2 separate regions of the Mus musculus genome follow, and region 1 is linked to region 2. The links are chromatin contacts, found by POLR2A ChIA-PET in ENCODE. All regions are on one chromosome and are shown on one strand. Each heading gives the region's core, a stretch centred on a gene start or an enhancer-like site at or near the end of the contact. The rest is flanking DNA. Distances are from core to core; before and after follow the strand shown. Region 1 holds the start of Smdt1 (single-pass membrane protein with aspartate rich tail 1). Region 2 holds the start of Cenpm (centromere protein M).

What was found. ChIA-PET counts read pairs that join two places held with the same protein, here RNA polymerase II (POLR2A).
Region 1: POLR2A ChIA-PET joins it to region 2 with 10 read pairs in embryonic stem cell. The contact joins the promoter of Smdt1 here to the promoter of Cenpm in region 2. POLR2A ChIA-PET finds 5 or more read pairs at or near these places in 3 of 5 experiments (Patski and embryonic stem cell).

What each region holds. Positions count from the first base shown.
Region 1 is chr15:82,344,367-82,348,458 of GRCm38, forward strand. Smdt1 (single-pass membrane protein with aspartate rich tail 1) reads left to right here and starts at 1,680. Exons shown (of 3, transcript NM_026914.1): 1 at 1,680-1,903; 2 at 3,534-3,674. The coding sequence starts at 1,718. The coding sequence ends at 3,671. Pheta2 (PH domain containing endocytic trafficking adaptor 2) reads left to right here. Exons shown (of 2, transcript NM_177391.4): 2 at 1-1,344.
Region 2 is chr15:82,243,457-82,246,969 of GRCm38, forward strand. It overlaps Cenpm (centromere protein M), which reads right to left and starts at 1,291. Exons shown (of 6, transcript NM_025639.4): 1 at 1,167-1,291; 2 at 677-756. The coding sequence starts at 1,223.

The sequences.
Region 1 (4,092 bases), core at 430-2,929, 100 kb after region 2:
CCATGCCAGAGGTGACAGGAAGTGGCTTGAAGACTGACATCGTTGTAGCTTGGGCAGGGCTCTCTGTAGGAGAAGGTCTTTAGGTGCTAAAGAGGGATTTGTTCTCTCTCCCGCTGCTGCCCTGTCCATGTATAGTGCTGGACATTGCCCGCAGGGAGGCAGGCAGCCTTTTATATAGAAGACCTGACCTGTCGTCATGGCAACTTGTAGGGACTCTTGTTACCTAGCCCGCTTGTTCCTAAGGCTTGTCTGCTGAGGGCTCTCATAGCTACTCTGTCCCGTGTCATTCCAAGTATCTTTTTCTTTAGCTCTAAGGTCAGATGGCTAGGTCTACAGAGCCAGAAACCAGGCCCGTCTGTCCCCTTTATATAGATGTAGTGACAGTGGCTGTGGCTCAATAGAGATGTATACCGTTCCCAAACAAAATTGGACTCTTCCTGACCTCCCTCCTTTCCCTATCTGGGGCCTTGGGCCAGCCTGACCCAAATCCAACAAGGCCTAAAGGCTGGATTTTGCCTCCAGGAGACTGAGTTCCATGGTTCCTCTGGTCAGGGCTATGTTTCTCAAGCCTGCTTGTAACCTCATAGCCAGCTGCCCTCACTGTACACACAGGTACCTTTGCTAAGTTTCTTGTCACAGTAGTTAGTGTTTGCTCTTTTAATAGTTTTGGTTTTTGGAGACCAAGTCTTTGTAGCCCACGCAGGTCTGGAACTCCTTAGCATGGCAATCTGCTGGGATTATAGATAGGAGTGCCACACCTCACTTGGTTTTGGTGTTTGTTTTGCAGCAGGACCTGGTGGAAGGCCTGTTAGCCTCCCCTCCCCCCTTCCCTTTATAACCAGAACGGTAAAGTTCCCCGGTTGGTAGCAAAGAGGTGGAGGAGGATCAGGAGTTCAAAAGCATCCTTGACAACACCGCGAGTTTTTTGGCTAGATTGGGCTATGTGTGAGACCCTCTCAGAAAGTTAATTTTGGTTATTACAATCAACGTGTTTACAAATGAAGAATCAGGAGCCTGAGTTGCAAAGCTGGTGTCTGAGGCTAACAATTGAGTCCAAGAACCTGGCTTGGTGGTATGACCTCCATCAGGCCAATCCGTCTATTTGTTTGTTCCCTAGATCTGTAGGGGAAGCCCGCTGTCCACTGCACCCATTGTACCAATGTCCACAGAAACCATGAGCTATTTATTGTTAACTTGATTTTTTTCGCCGCACTACGTAGCTCCGGCTGTCCTGGAACTTACTGGATTTGAACTCACAGAGATCCTCCTGCCTCTGCATCCCAAGTAGTGTAAGATTAAAGGTGTGCGCCACTTCGCCCAGCTTTTTGTTAACTTTTTGTTACCTTAAAAAAAAAAAAAAAATATATATATATATATATATATATATATATATAAATTCAGATACCAAGTAGAGTTTTTCATTACACATTCTGGTTCCTTAATTCAAGTCTTCCCGAGGTGAGGGGCGGGAACACCTACAAAGGGAGCCCTGGCGGCCCCGCCCTCTGGAGTCCGGGAGGGGCGTCCTTCTCCTGACGTCACTACGTCGTCCGGGCGCCGAGGACTTTCCCACCGGCATACGAATGCGTGCTCTGCGCAGGCGGGAGGGCGGTGCTTCCCGTGTGTGTCACGAGTCTCGCGAGTTTTGGAGAAAGTTTCTGCCAGAGGCCGCCTTGGATGCGTGGGGTGTGGCTCCCGGCGAGGGGCGGAGCTGGAGATGGCGTCCACGGCGGCTCGGCGGCTGGCCTGGGTTGCAGTTCGACCCGGGGCTCTCTGGAGCGGGCCGAGGGGGAGGAGAGGTGGCGATGTCTACACCGTACCGGGCAGCTCAGGTCTCAGCCAGGTACCGTCGAGGTCAGTCATCGTCACTCGCAGCGGCGCCATTTTGCCCAAGCCGGTGAAAGTGAGTGTCTGTCTTGAGGCGGGACGAAGGGATTGAGGCCGGTGATTGGGGGAGTGCATGTGACCTGTCCTGATTGACAGGCGCAGAGGCCAATCATAGTATTGGCATAGACTGGGGACCGGACATAGGACTCAATTTGTGCAGCTGGGTTTTGCTGACTTTGACAGGTGGAGGAAAATGTTTCCATAAAACTCACTGTTAAGCTGGGTTCCTGGACACAGAAGCTGGAAGGCAGCAGCGAAATGTGCAATTTCTTATCTTGAGGGACATAATGACCTATTTCTTCAGGGTCAGAAGAAAGGCTTTGTGTCGATTTATACAAGTCATGCAATCTCTGCCTCAAAGGTGATGGGATAAAACAATCCTGAGAGCTGGAGAGATGGCTCAGAGCTTAGGAACTCTGCTCTTCCAGAGGACCCAGGTTTAACTCCCATCACCACAGGACAGCTACAACTATCAGTAACTTCAAGATCTGACATCTTCGCATAGTCATACACGAGGAGGCAAAATACCAATGCACATAGAATAAATTACTGAAAGAGTGGGAAGGGAATGCGGAAGTAATATACTTAGTAAAAAGGAAATGAAGGAGAACGGATAGGGGGATGTGGGAGCAGGACCTTCTGTGCTGAGGAATGTGTAGGTTTTACAGATGAAGTCAGGGCAGAGCCCTGAAGCCAGCATCCAAAGCTAGGAGTTAGGTCTTGACAACCAGAGACCACATCCTGGTTTTTCCATACTTGAACTCTTGTCACTTGCCCTCGGTACCCCAAAGGAAAAATGGGAAGTCTCTTATACCAAAGGTGTGCTTTTTGACGGCATGGCCGTATGGAGTCGAAGGGAAAACAAAAGTCTTTAGAGCAAGCCTGAGCGGTAGCAGTTGACCCCAGTCAGGGTTCCAGCGAGAAGCAAAAATGTGCAGCTGCTGTATAAAAAGTCACAGCTAGGGGAAGCAGGAAGCTAATACCGGTGAAATCTCATTGGCATTCCTTCCGTCCATGTTGCCTTTGCGAGCTTTTAACATTAATTGTGAAGCAAGGTTGCTCAGCAGCAGGAGCCAGCTAAAAGAGAAGGAGGTGAGAGGCCCCATCAGTGCACACACCTCCTCCTAACTCGAGTTTTATTTATGTGTATGCATGTTTTGCCTGCATGTATGTCTGTGTAGCACTTAAGTGCCACATGCCCACAAATGCTAGAAGAGACTGTGCCATATTGGAGCTGGAGTTACTTGCGTGTGAGAGGCCACGTGGGTGCTGAGAACCAGGTCCTGTAGAAGTGCTGTCAGTGCTCCTCACCACTGGGCCATCCCTCCAGCCCCGGAACTCACTTTTGGGTGGAGAGAGCTGGTTAGAGCCCAGCCAGCCTAGTGTTCTCACCTAACTTTGTATGGTTCTTGCAAGGAATTAGGTTTGGCCCCTAATTTTGAGTTGCTTAGTTTCCTAAATTTAGTTTAGCTTTATGTTTTTCTTTCTGATATCCATTTTGGTGGCCATAAAACTCACTTTGTCTCTTCGTTGCTCTGAGTTTCTTCAAAGACTTTAAAAATCGAGTGGTGTGGGGATCAGTAGTCCATTGGAGGCTTGGGCGCAGCCACTGGTCTCCCGGAGTGCACCCATTCTTCTCTCTGCAGATGTCCTTTGGTCTTCTCCGAGTGTTCTCCATTGTGATCCCCTTTCTCTATGTCGGGACACTCATCAGCAAGAACTTCGCTGCTCTGCTTGAGGAACATGACATTTTTGTCCCAGAGGATGACGACGACGACGATTAACAGGTAATCCTTGCCCTTCTTGTAAATGGGCAGAAGCAGCAGGCGGATGATCTGCTCTGTGGTGCTCTGGCCTGCGGCACCATCTGAACCCTCAGGGCAGGAGCAGCAGTGGGTTCACCACTCGAGACTTACTCTCTCTCATGTTGGATGACTTACACTCCCACTAGGTTAAGGTCCTCAGTGGCCTTCTCATTGTCCTTGATGGACTTCAGTCAACTGACATTCTCTTAATGTGCTTTTTATTTCATGAAGTCATGCAATCTCTGCCTCAGAGATGGAGGGATAAAACAGCAAATGATGGAGGAGAGGAAAGGGAATGCAGAAGATACCAGTAAGGAGATGGGCAAAGGGTGATCCAGGAAGGCATACCACAGGAACTCTCACTTCCTACTTTACATTGTTAAAGCTGCTTTGTATGGTT
Region 2 (3,513 bases), core at 41-2,540:
CATGCACCTGTAGAGGGCAACGGACCCCATTACAGATGGTTGTGAGCCACCATGTAGTTGCTGGAATTGAACTCAGGACTTCTGTGAGAGTAGACAGTGCTCTTAACCGCTGACCATCTCTCCAGCCTTCGTTTGTAATTTCTTAATTGGACTGAGGTAGGAAGGCCCACTACAAGTGGCACAATCCCCTAGGGAAGGATTCTGAGTTGTCTTCAGTGTGGAGAAAGCCAGATAAAAACTTGCAAGCATGTGCTTGTTCGTTGCTTCCTCTTGACTGTGGATATACAGTGACCAAGTGCTTCAAATTCCAGCAGCAATGACTTCTGCAGCAAGGAGCGAGCCAAACATGTCCTTTCTCCCTGAAGCTGCTTTTGTCGGGGTATTTTATCACAGCAAGAGGAGAAAGAAAGGAAACCAAAACACACCTCCCCCGTTGTTTTTACATGCTGACGTCTAAACTCTGAGCCTTGTCAATGAGAAAATACGCAACCCGTGAGTGTGTTTTTGGCGTGCGTTATGAGCTATGAACATTTGCAGAGACCAGTAAAGGAGCCAACTCGGCAACCATAGGCAGGATCACGGAGGACTGATGACAGCTAGGAGCGGGACCCTCTCTCCTGCAGGCTCCCGTCCCTCATGTTAGCCCAGAGTTCAGGCTACAATCTCAGCAACTTACACCCTCAGCTCGGACGCACAGTCATCTTTGAGCATCGACTCCGCCAGCTGCTGCAGAAGCGCATCCTCGGTGCTCACCAGCTGCGAAGGGAGAGAACCAGGCAGATGGAGATCCGAGCAGGGCGGCTCCTTTGGAGGGCCCCGCACTCCGAATCCCTCCTGGGGGTACACACTCAGCTAGAGGCGGCTCGGAGGGAGCCATTTCCTCAGAAGAGGAGCCCTAAGGAGCCATCCACGGAGGGGGACCGCCCGGCCTCCTCCTCGAAACGCGGGAAAGCCACGTTCGAACTGGAACGCCCACTCAGCCGGTGGTAAAATCAGCCGCGCGCCTATTGGTGGAGGCGTCCCTCAGCCTCGCGAGCCGCCGCTCCGATTGGTCCAGAGTAACGCGCCCGTCCGCCCGCCCCCCGCTGTCGGAGCGCGCTGAGGCTGAGGAAGGGCACCGGCTTTGGCTGCGGGGAAGCCGGTCCAGGGGCGCTGCCCGCACCTACCAAGACGGTAGCCCTGTTCAGGTCGGGCAGCTTGTCCATCGACCTCAGCACCGACATCTCAGCGGCAGCAGCGCCACTCGGCTCAGCGCATGGCGCTTTCAAACCGTCGCAAGGCCCGCCTCTCTAGTGGGCGGGGCGCGGTACGCATGTCCGGGCGGGGCTTTCTGAGCCGCCACTTTTAAAAGCAACCGCCACTCTTTTTTGTTTGTTTGTTTGTTTGTTTTTCCTTCGAGACATGATTTCTCTGTATAGCTCTGGCTGTCCTGCTGGGATTAAAGGCGTGCGCCACCACGCCTGGCAGGAACCGCCACTCTTAAAAGAGCCTGTTCTGTCTCTGCCCCTACTCCCCACTCCCAAGATTTATTTTTTTAAAGATTTATTTATTACATATAAGTACACTGTAGCTGTCTTCAGACACACCAGAAGTGGGTATCAGATCTCATTACGGATGGTTGTGAGCCACCATGTGGTTGCTGGGATTTGAACTCAGGACCTTCAGAAGAGCAGTCAATGCTCTTAACCTCTGCGCCATCTCGCCAGCCCCCCAAGATTTATTTTTAATTACGTGCAAATGTGTGTGTGTGCGCGCACGCGGACTCATGTGAGTGGAGGCGGCTGTAGAATTCAGAAGAGGGAGTCAGAGTCTCTGGAACTGCATTTAGAGGCAGTTCTGAACCACTTGACATGATGGGTATTTGGTTCCCATTGGAAGCAAATTCAGGTGCCATGTTAATTGCTGAGCCATCTCTCCAGTCAGCCTCTACTATCTTCGTTCTACAAAAAGATTTATTGCATTTAAAAAAAAAGATTTTCAATTTAATTTAAAATTTTTTTCTTTTATGGGTACGGGTGTTCTTGCCTGCATGTGCACCATGTGCACAATGCCCCCCCCCCTCCCCCCAAGAGGTTGTCAGTTAACCTTGAAACAAGTTACAGACTGTTGTGAGCTGCCATGTGGATACTCTGAATCCAACCTGGGTCCAAGAGCAGCCAGTACTCTTAATGGTTGGTTGTTCAGATAAGTACAGCCTGTTTCCCCACATGTCTATTCCCAAGGCTGTGATCTCTTTCTCCCTTGGTCTTGGGACTCCTCCCCTCCCGCAAGTACCAGGATTAGGGGCCTGAAAGGTACAAATGTATGAGTCCGGGATTCACTGAAGAATGGTACCCGGGATTCAATAGTATGTAAACACAGAGTGTTTTATTCTGCAGAAGTCTAGCATGCTGGGGTCTCCCATTACCAGAATAGAGAGACAACCAAGTAAGTTTGAAGGCCTGAGATTTAAAGCACAAGATATAGGTAGGTAACCTATATCTTGGTCCATCTCCACGGTCATTCCATTACCAGGGAATGGGGCTGGAAAGTGAGGTCTAGAAACTGTGGCTGAGGAAGTAGCTGAGGAAATCTGGAAACTGTTGCTGATCCATTGTCCTGGCCTCTGGCCAGGTGGCTAGGCAGCTCCTGATGGCTGGGCAGCTTCTATTTATTTATTTATTTATTTTGTTTTTGTTTTTTGTTTTGTTTTGTTTTTTTGTTTTTTGAGACAGGGTTTCTCTGTATAGCTCTGTTCCAGCCTATAGTTCCAGGCTGTCCTGGAACTCACTCTGTAGACCAGGCTGGCCTCGAACTCAGAAATCCGCCTGCCTCTGCCTGAGTGCTGAGATTAAAGGTGTGCGCCACCATACCCGGTTGGCGGGGGAGCTTCTAACTAGCGGCCTAAAGCCTGTTTTTTATGTTTGTTTGTTTTTTCTATTAACCAGCCTGTCTGGGCTTGCCTGGACTTGCCCAGTTCTTAGGCCTAGTCTCCTAAACTGTCAGTTTGAAGCCTGTCATGGAGTCAGCCTAGTCTTTTCATATCATTTACATTCTTAAACTTTAACTTCTGTCCCTAGTCCATATCTGTCTCAGAAGATTTCTACTCAGCTGACATATTACAAAGGGCAGGGAGCCCTGCACTTACTGAAAGCTAACGTGAACCAGTCCAGCCAATGTGATTGCTCCCTGTCTCCTCAGCTGGGTCAGTGAACCAGCGGCTTCTGATGAGTGCTCCATTGCCTGAACTTCCTCCAAGTCTTTGAGGAGAATTCCAACCTTCCTGGGCCATGACAATGAGGTCCTAATTTCAGCTCAGTGAGAGACTTTCCCTCAAAGGAATAAGGCAGAGGGCAATAAAGGAACAAGATACCCAGTGTCTTCTTGGGTGTCCGAGCACATCAAAATAAGTAAAATTTTCATTTTAATGAAGGAAAAGAGCTGGGAGTGGTGGTGCACGCCTTTAATCCCAGCACTTGGAGGCAGAGGCAGGTGGATTTCTGAGTTCAAGGCCAGCCTGGTCTATAAAGTGAG